Regions from separate parts of the Mus musculus genome. Here regions 1 and 2 are each linked to region 3. A link is a contact called in ENCODE Hi-C or POLR2A ChIA-PET data. All regions are on one chromosome and are shown on one strand. Each heading gives the region's core, a stretch centred on a gene start or an enhancer-like site at or near the end of the contact. The rest is flanking DNA. Distances are from core to core; before and after follow the strand shown.

Region 1 (3,214 bases), core at 342-2,841, 170 kb before region 3:
GCGTTTGAGAGACAGGAACCTATTAGCCCCTCCAGCTACAGAAACCTCACTCATCCTCTGTGGCCCAGTCAGCAACTCTGCATGCTTACTCCTCAACCTATGGGTTCCCAAGAGCACCGAGAGGGAATTGGAGGTTGACTGAGCATGGCCATGTGCTTCAGAGCTACGAGAACAGAAACTCAGAAAGAGAGAGGCTGACAGCGTATTCCCTTCCCCTCTCCTACCTTGCAGATCCTTGGCACACAACAAATCCTGCCAAGGCCTTCACGTAGCCTAGGGACAAGTTTCTGAGTAACAGGTTTCTTATTATCTGTCTCACGAGTCTACTCTCTCTTGGGACAAGTCGCCAGTTGGTACATAACATTCCAACCTCCGCTCTCCACAAGTCTCAGTATCAGGAGAAATAATCAACAGCTCTTAAATACCACCACATCCATCACAAGTTCAGAAAAGCGAAGACTTAGGGAGACCTTCAGTGAGGGTGTTGCTATAGCAACACTCCAAGAAGCCCAGACTGTCTCCAGGACAGAGCAAGCAGGAGCTCAGACTCTACAGATGAAACCTGAGTTCCAAGAATACCGAGGCACTGAAGCACAAGATCCCGCAGAGCCACCCAAAAAGGGGAGGGGGGCATTTCCTTCTCCACCAGAGCCTGTTCTTAAAGTGTGACTTGTAAACAAAACAAAACAAAAAAATTCCTGGTTAGCTTCAAGCAGCTCCCTGCCTCTCCCTATGAATATAAACAAAATAATACAAAAACCTTCCTCTCAAGTCCTCTGAGAGACTGTCATTTTGTCTGTTTACAGTCTCCCCCTGCTGTCCGGCAGGTAACCGGTTTCTTTACTCAGTGGCTCCTTGTATTCCCACTCTAAGTGGATAAAAAATAAAACTCGGGATTTGGCATCCCAATCCTCAACTTTGATGATTAGTAACAAATCCATGCACCGCGAATTACGCTCAATTGGACGATTAGCAGTGTTCCTCGTGATTTAAGAGCGGGCATGAGACCAGGCTTTACCTCGCTAAAGGATCTTATCTAAATCTGATTTCGGATTTCTAGAGATCACAGCCCGATCAAGAAGACCCCATGATGTACTGCTGAAAAACAGGAACAAAACTTCTAATCTACAACTGTAGGGGCAAATGTTGGTCCTTAGCAATCTAACCCTGTCTGCTCCAAGAATCAACTGGACACTTGCTTGGGGAGCATCTGCAGTGACCAACTCGGCAGCCAAAGTTTAGAGCGTGCATCAATCCTAACATAGCCCTTTCAGTACTGGCCTGACAGAATTCGGGTATCTAAACTAGGGCAGCCTTGATCCTACTGTGGTTTTGAAATCCAGCCCCACAAATCAGACTGGGCTGAAGACAGCTAACCGCCAGGAACCGACCGGCCTACACCTGCGTCCTCACCTGAGTGCAAAGCCTTTCGGTGCGCTCGGCCTCCTTAGACTCACAGCCGACATTATTCCCTCGCGGTAACCCGGTGTGTTCCTGTCTCCGTGCTGCATCTAGTGCGAGCCGGAGCAGCCCTTGGTCTCCGGTCTCAGCAGCACTGCTCCCTCCGGATTGTTTTTCTTCCGGATTCGGACTGCGCTTCGGCTTCCGTAGGAGGTGGATCCAGAGTGTCTAGGGTTTTGGGGTGCGGTTGGAGGACAGAGGCGGGGCTTTACAGCAGAGCGAACCGCCCAGAGGCGGAGCTGAGCCAGGCTCAGAGAGGCGGGCTCTACATGTCATCCACTCCCGACGCCATACCGCCGGCCCGGACGCGGGAGTGGGCGGTGGCGGGGCCACCTAGGCTCCGCATTCCCAGCCTGCTTTGCGCAAGGGCGCGGGCGTGAGGAGCGTTGAGGGCGGAAGTTGCTGCGGCTCGAGGACTCGGGCTGCTTCGTGATCGTCCCGCAGCGTACGGTCTTCGCTGTCGCCTGCCCACCCTCAGAAACCGGGAGTGGACAGGATGGGGAGCCTCACTGTAGTCTGTTCGGCCTCTCTCGCCCACACTATAAGTAATTTCTCATGTTCCTTGGCGCCCTCATAGGGGTCAGAGAACACTTCCATTCATTTAAGTGACTTGGTGATCGTCATTTAAAAAAATTTTTTTTTCCATCTGAGACAGTCTTGCTAGTAAGTACTGGGGCTTGTTATACAGACCAAGTTGATTTTCCGACCTCAGCTGAGATTACACCACCACGCCCAACTTGAAACTAGTTTTGCTGAATACAAAGCAAAATAATTTAGGATCCCCGAGAGCTATCAGTGAATGAAAAACAAGCCGTTGCTATTTGGTGTATATTCATGGTGACTGTTTACTTTGCCAGACACTTCGATTTATTATTTCCTTTAGATCTCTGGGTCTTAATTTTTGAGGGGTAGGGGGGATAGTGCATGGGGTTGTTTTTACAGTTATGACTTCCCCCAGGGAAATGGGAGTGTTGTTTTAGCACACTGTAGTACCAGCTACCCAGTGATGCCTCAAGAACCCACAAAAGCTCCACTACCTGAAATACATGTTCTGGAACCCGGTGTAGTGATGTTATTTCCAAAACTCACCGAGATTGGTTACTCCAAGTTTGAGTCCAGTTTGGGCTACCTTAAAGTTTCAGGGCATTCGAACTGTGCTGTGATTCATTCTCAAAATGGAAGGGAAGGGGACAACTTCTACCAAGTCTAACTAACCACCTGAGCTTTACCCCTGGATGGAAGACAAGAATCACAGTTGTAGCCATAAACACAGTAATAAAGCTGAAAGTACTGGAGAGGGCTCACAAGTTAAGAGCACTTACAGACCACTGAAGTTGGGTTTGATTCCCTTCACCCACACGGTGGCCCATAATCATTCTAATTCCAGTTGCCCTTTCCCCTCTCTGGGTACTAAGCATGCCAGTGGTGCACATTAACCTCGTCCACTTGCAGTGAAATTAACAAACCTGGTCTAGTATTCTCATTAGGCCAAGCTAGCCTCAAACACAGAAAGATCCACCTGCCTTCCAAGGGCTGGGATTAAAACCCCGTGGCACCATGCCTTTAAACAAGCTTTTTATTTCTATTGTGCGTGTGTGCACGTGCACGCCAGCATGTGCACCAGAGTGCAGGTCTGGGAGACTTGAAGCATCAGGTTCCTCTGGAGCTGGAGTTCTAGGCAGTTGTAAACTGAGATGTCGGTGCTAGGAATTGAACTCGGCTCCTCTAAAAGAACAGTACATAACCGCCGAGC
Region 2 (3,265 bases), core at 576-3,075, 190 kb before region 3:
ACCACGGTAGCGTTCCATATGCTGCCGGCTGTAGATCTGTAGGTCTCGGTAGGGATTGACAGAGACTAGGACAGGACCGATGTAGGTCTGGGGGTTGGGGGGGTGGGGGAGAAGGGTCAGAGGCTTTTCCTGAAGGTTCCTGCTGCCACCTTCCCCTAGGTCCTTGGGCCCAGCCGTGCTCATGGCACTCACATAAATGAGGTTCTCCCGGAACCGCCGCCGGAGGTTCTCAATGAAGGCAGCCTCACTGGTGAAATTCTCCAGCAGGACAAAGTCCTGCACCCCTACCCGGTCTCGGGCAGTCAAGGCGCTCTCCATGGTCACTCGAACCCCGTCACTGCCCAGGGCCTGTGAGGAACCAGCCACAAGACGCTGTCAGAGTCTGCAGGTTAAAGTCTCGTTTCCTACCCTGCCTGCAGGATGTAGAAGGCAGGGACACTTTGGACACAGGCTACAGAACATGTTCCGGACATATGGCTGGGTTGCAGGATGCTGGAATGCAGATAAGAGACCCTATGGGACATATGGACCATGCACACAGCCCATAGGAGCACAAAGGGCCCAGCAGACACTGAACGACTGCATGGAATCCAGGGCAGCGGCATTTTGAGTTGAGGAAGGTGGGACATGACAAGGAGCTCCTAGGAACGGCAGAAAGAATGCTGGTGTTGACCTTGGACAAACCTCCTCCTTTCTCAGGACTGCTTCCTCTTCAGAGAACAGGAGTGGGTTAGTTCAGGTGACCTCAAATCCCAGCTACGTGTTACAGGTGCTTTGGAGGACAAACGGTTCAGAGGGAATTCTGCAGACAGGGAGGGGCCATCTCTCCAACTCCCATCCACCCCAAATTCCCAGAAGTAGAAGTTGTTTAGGGATCAAGCCAGAGCTCACGTCCTAGGAGAGGGTTTCCCCATGGGCCACCACCTCAGCTGGACTTGATGCCCACCCCAGAAGCGGGTGGCCTGCCCTCCCTCAACTGGAGCCACTCCCTCCTCTCCAGCTGCTAGGCTTCCCCCCCCGCCCCCCCTCCTCCCGCAGCTCCTCCACCGTTGAGAAGCCTCAGGAGGTGGAGGGTTCTCCCAGGGGAAACCCAGCTGCCACCCAAGGGTGGGGCAGGTACAGGCTTAGCTAGACCCTCAAGCCGCGTCTTAAGCAGAGCTTTCCTTTCAAAGAGGGCCTGCAGATCTAGAAAATGCTGGGGTAGGGGGGTGTCAAGGAAGAGGAAGGTACTGGGAGCCGCTGTAAATTCCAGGGAGGTCACCAAGTCTCCCCTGACCCTGGTTTCTAGCCCTAGTTGCTCAGTTCTCTGCTTCTCCGTCACCCCTCAAGTCCAGGGCCTGTCTCCCTCAGACCTGCCCACCCCTGACCCACCCAGCCCGAAGCTGCTGCCAAACACCACCGCAGCCAACGCCCCCTGGTCCTCAAGTGGGAGGGGTCTTAGCCATCACCAGGGGCGACCACATGGTCCTGGGTTCGAGCGTTCTGCAGCCCTCTCCGCCTCGGCCTCCTGTTCTAGCAACTTTCAGGGACATCTTCCACCGAAATTCCTGGGCCGCGCCCGCTTCAAGGCCGGCCCTGGAGCGCCGCGGGCCACCGAGAGATACCCTGGACCCCAAACCTGCCCGCGCCCATGCTCACCGATGCCCGGTAGCGCATCCTGCCGGACCCGGCGCCCCGCTCCGCTGCCCGCGCCTCTTGGTCTGTACTCGGCCGCGGCGTAACCGAGGGAGGGGCCAGCCCGCCCCCTGCACCGCCCCTTGCAGGCCCCTTGGCTCAGGGGGCTCGGAGTCCCGACCCTAGGACCCACTGCAGCCGGCCTGGCCGGGCTGGGTGGGAGGGGGTTCGGGACCTAAGAGGGGGCGCGCGAGGGGCGGGGCCTCCTGCGTGCCGCGGGCTCCGCCTGAGTCAGGTTTTCCAGGAGGAACGTCGTTAGTTCCAGGGTGGGGCCCGGAACCCGCGCGGCCGCCGCGTCTACACAGCTCCGGAACTCACTTCCGGGCTCGTGTCTACAGCACGGGGCTGGACACCCCGCGCGAGACGAGGGCTGAAGCCCGTGGGTCACCGGGGAAGCAGGATTTCTCTCCCCACCCCCAACCTCGAGTCCCGGGAAAGTTAAAAATAGAACGAAATGTCCAAATACGGCCGGCGCCCCGGGACAGGCGGAGCCTCTGTACGGGACACTGTCCACCCCCATACACACTCCCAAAGGACTGGCTCCATTCTTTAAATCCTTAGAAAAGAAATTGTTTGAGACAGGGTCTCTTTACGGAGCCCAATCTGGCCTGGAACTCAAGATGCCTCCTGCCTCAGCCTCCTGAGTACTAAGATTACAAACTTGTGCCAAGAGAGCCAGAAGAGAAACATCTCTTGAAAGATCTCTTCCCTAGCTAAGAAACAAATCCTAGGGTCAGAGCAGGGTGCCCTTTTTGACCCAGCATGACCCCTAAAGAAGCCTGTTTGCCGAGTAGGCAGCACCCTTCTGACTTTCCTACGTGTGCAGCCAATAACCTTATGTTCCAGCCTGAATATCCTCCGGACTCAGTGCCCTGCCCCATGGGCTCCTCTCCTCTCTTCCCTTCTTTCTCTTCCCTCTGGATCTCCGCTCTTCCCTGAACACAGGCCATCAGCTGTCTTCCTTGTCTGTCCAGCACCCTCGCTGGTTCTCTGACGACATCAGCCCTTTTTAGGCCCGAGAAGAGTGTGTGAGAGGAGTGGAGTGGACTTTGGGTCAGTTGCCACCTCTTGTGGCATATGGATGTCTACGGTAAAACAAAACAACAACAACAAAACCAGCCTGGCCTTTGCTTACTAGCAGGATGATGATCATGAGTAAGTGCCTTAAGAGGCCGATTGGCTGATACTTGCCAGAATTGTTGGGTTGCCTGAAATGAAGCACTGACCAAGCCATCAACACCACTACTACCCTCTTCCTCTTTCATTCTACACGCACTGAGGGACTTGGGGGAGAGTCCAATCTTCTTGTCTAGTGAAGAAAGCGTCCGCCCCTATATCTACCATTTGCAAAGGGTTCTCAAGTGCCTTATCTATTCCTCGCCCTTTGTAAGGAACCTGAAGCATATACCGAGGGTATACACTTGGTCTAGGGAGGATAGGGGGAGTAAGAACCCAAAGCACCAAAGCGCCCCACCCCTTGGACGGGGACTCCCTGGGGAGGAGGTGAGTCTGCGACAGGTGCTGCCTTGCGGCCTCAAGGGGAAGGATGGTTCATTACTTCGTGAACAACAGCTCGAGCCACAACCCGGGG
Region 3 (2,951 bases), core at 287-2,786:
AAAAGCCGGGGCCCTACAGCATGGCTCAGGGAGGGGGCTGGGGGCGTGGCAGGCTAGAGGGCTGGGAGCCCGAGAGGGTGGTTCTGCACAGTCAGTCCAAGGACATGGCCACTGCCAGATAGAAGGGCCAAGGAGACTTTGCCTTGGGATTTCTATTTTCAGAGAGTGGAAAGATTACACTAGGGTGGGCAACTTTCAAATTCCAAAAGCCTCTTGGGAAGTATAAACTTTGTCGGATCTTCCTTCTCCTAGGTGATCAGTCTCTGTCCACTTCTCTCTGCCCAGGATAGCTCTGTTCAGGCCACAGGGTTCACTGGCTGCTGAGAGTTTGTGCCAAGCAGGTGCCCTTGGCTGCGGGGCGGGGTGGGCCCAGGGCACTGACCCTCTGACCAGCTGCTCCATCAACTCTCTGGCACCATGACAGCTTCTAGCCTACTCTAACAGCCAGGGTGACAGGCCAAATGAGTTGGAGACTGAAACTAGGGCCAGAGGGAGGTGGGAACGTTAGCCTAACCGGAGGCCGTGGGGAGGGGCCAAGAGTTGGCCAGGAGGTGGGGAGAGAGGGAGCCCAGCGATGACTAACCCAGGCGCCCCACCCAGCCAGCCGGCTTCCCAGGCAGTCAGGCCAAGCCCGGGCTAGGGGCCTCTCTACCGGACATACTAGGGGGGAGGTGCAAAGGTGACCTTCTCTCTGTCCAAGACAGCCAGTTAGGCTGGGAGGGGGGGTGCGGGTAGAGTTTCCAGGCACTCCTCCTGTCCGCCCCCCCAACCTCCGCCCAACCCGCGGTGAAACCCTAACCTTTGGGTTGCATAAGGCCTCCGCACCGCCGCCCCCTACTCCTTTCCCCTCCCCCCTTACATAACATCCCCGGGAGGGAACGAGAGGAGGGGCCGGACCGCCCAGCGACCCCTTCCCTGCCAGGGACTTGAACTGGCCCTGACCCAGTCAGCGCCGGTAGAGGCAATGCACCTCCGCACCCCTCGCTCGTCCAGATCCTCCCTAGGCTAAATGGTCAGCTCGGGCATCCTCAAACCAAAGGGCGTCGGGGTTAGACGCCCCCGGCCCTCTGGCCTCTCATATTCCTCCCCAGTTACTTCTCCAAACCTTCTGCCACGACTCCTGTCCGGGACTCTCTCTTTAAACGTCCAGACACACTACTCGGGAGAGTCCAGGCTCCTCTCCCAAGAGCGCCCCTGTCCCCGCCGCCCCCTCTCCCCTCCCCCAGAAGGGCAGGGTGTGGCCGTCAGGACCCTACTTTCCCCATCACCCGGTTACCGCGGTTCCCCCCGGGATGACCGGGTCCCCAGATCACACCCACCTGATGCTGGGTGCGGGGGTTGCTGTGGACAGAGGAGCAAAATCACTGCGACCTGTCCGCACGGCCGACCGCTCTGTCTCTTCCCAGCGCCCAGCACACACCGGCTCCAGTCTCCGATCAGCTGGCGGCGTCGTGACGCACGAGCTGCGAATGAACCACCCAGGGCCAATCACCGCCCATTGCTGGGCAACGTGACCACACCCACTCGGGGGCGCCAGCACCTCTGCTTACTCCCGCCCATTCAGGCGTCTGGGCTCTGATTGGCAAGGAGGCCACCCCCTTGCCTGGAGGAGCTTCTCTAAGCCACGCCTACCAACTAACCAACTGGCCAATGGCTGAAAAGGTGTGGCTAACCCTCGGCCTAGGCGACTTGCTTAGACCAGCTTTACGTCAAACTACAGTTTAAAGAGCAGAAGGAAGTATAGGCGTGTATTTTTGCAGTGCATTCCGGTCAATGAAGTTCTTACGGTGACACTCAGCTTCCCAGAATGCAGCGCGCTCTGTGAGTTGGCATTTTTAAACTGATCTCTGACTCGGTCGCGGGGAAGTCCTTAAAGGGCTACAGCCCCTCCTTCTTGGAACTTCTTTTAGCCTCAAAACTGATTCACAGGAGGCCTGAGCTAAGCGAAGGTGGAGCACGCGAAGCAACAGGAGTGAGTAGAACTAAAGATGGAAGCCAGCCACCGATGCAGCAGAACACCCGAAGTCTTTTTTTTTTTCCACAAATAGGACTTTTTTTTTTTCGGGGTATAGGGACCACTGTCACTCGCACGGCCCCAGTCTTCACTGGAGAGCTAGCTCGAGGTCTTCGGGGTATAGGGACAAATGTCACCCGCACAGGCCCAATCTTCACTGGAGGTCTAGTCTATCCCTCGTGGGTTTAGTGAAATCTTTTCTAGTGAATGTCTCGTCTTAGTCGCTGAAGAGCCCACGGCTTCTCAAGGGGCACGTTCTTAACAAAGGATTCGCCCTCACTTTTAGAGAGGAAGCGTCTTTTTAAAAATTAGGGGAAGATCTTTACCAAAGTAGTATCAACCAGAAACCCGGTTCTAAGATTAACACCCATTCAGTCCCGCCCTCCGAAACGCTTCTCTGACTCAGGCCTACTTAGGGAAGTGATTTCAAAGGTGGAGACCAATGAAGAGGCGGCTCCTTCCCTAGGGGCCAATCAGAGTCTGAAAGGCGGGGGATGGGCAAAAACCGAAATGAACCCAATGACTTGGCAAAAGCTGCTGAATTGCTTATTTAAAGGGACAAGACTGGGACCACCTCTTCACTCCCTCCCCACCCCCAAAGAGAAACTTGTGGCCTGGGGTTCTTGACTTTTGAGTCATTTCTAAGAGCATCTAAGCTTTCTAAGTGAGAGCATCTGAGACAAAGAAATGAGAGGGAAGCCTGAGATAGCCGCTTCTGTGTTAAATTAAGTATGGGCTCCACTAAGGTGACTGCTGGGCTTGCTTCAAATCCTGAGTTCAACGTTCAGAATATTGTGTCTTTAAGGAGACTTCCTGCCTTCCGCCCCAGTAACAGCTGATTGTTCGACCCCAGGGGACGAATCAGCCCTAACCACATCCTCCTTCTTACGTGTCTGTCCTTCTCCATCTCCTTTTTTCTGCCCTTCCCCCTCAACCC

The links. Hi-C counts contacts between places; a loop is a spot of excess contacts on that map. ChIA-PET counts read pairs that join two places held with the same protein, here RNA polymerase II (POLR2A).
Region 1: POLR2A ChIA-PET joins it to region 3 with 19 read pairs in embryonic stem cell. The contact joins the promoter of Inpp5k here to the promoter of Mir22hg in region 3. POLR2A ChIA-PET finds 5 or more read pairs at or near these places in 4 of 5 experiments (Patski and embryonic stem cell).
Region 2: a map of heart shows a loop between it and region 3 (2.8-fold over the local background). The contact joins the promoter of Myo1c here to the promoter of Mir22hg in region 3. A Hi-C loop is called at or near these places in 1 of 37 maps with a recorded cell type or tissue (heart). POLR2A ChIA-PET finds 5 or more read pairs at or near these places in 4 of 5 experiments (Patski and embryonic stem cell).

Annotation. Positions count from the first base shown.
Region 1 is chr11:75,629,397-75,632,610 of GRCm38, reverse strand. Inpp5k (inositol polyphosphate 5-phosphatase K) reads right to left here and starts at 1,591. Exons shown (of 12, transcript NM_008916.2): 1 at 1,414-1,591. The coding sequence starts at 1,511.
Region 2 is chr11:75,654,575-75,657,839 of GRCm38, reverse strand. Myo1c (myosin IC) reads right to left here and starts at 1,825. Exons shown (of 32, transcript NM_001080775.1): 1 at 1,639-1,825; 2 at 193-348; 3 at 1-87. The coding sequence starts at 1,656.
Region 3 is chr11:75,460,124-75,463,074 of GRCm38, reverse strand. Mir22hg (Mir22 host gene (non-protein coding)) reads right to left here and starts at 1,536. Exons shown (of 3, transcript NR_030711.1): 1 at 1,320-1,536.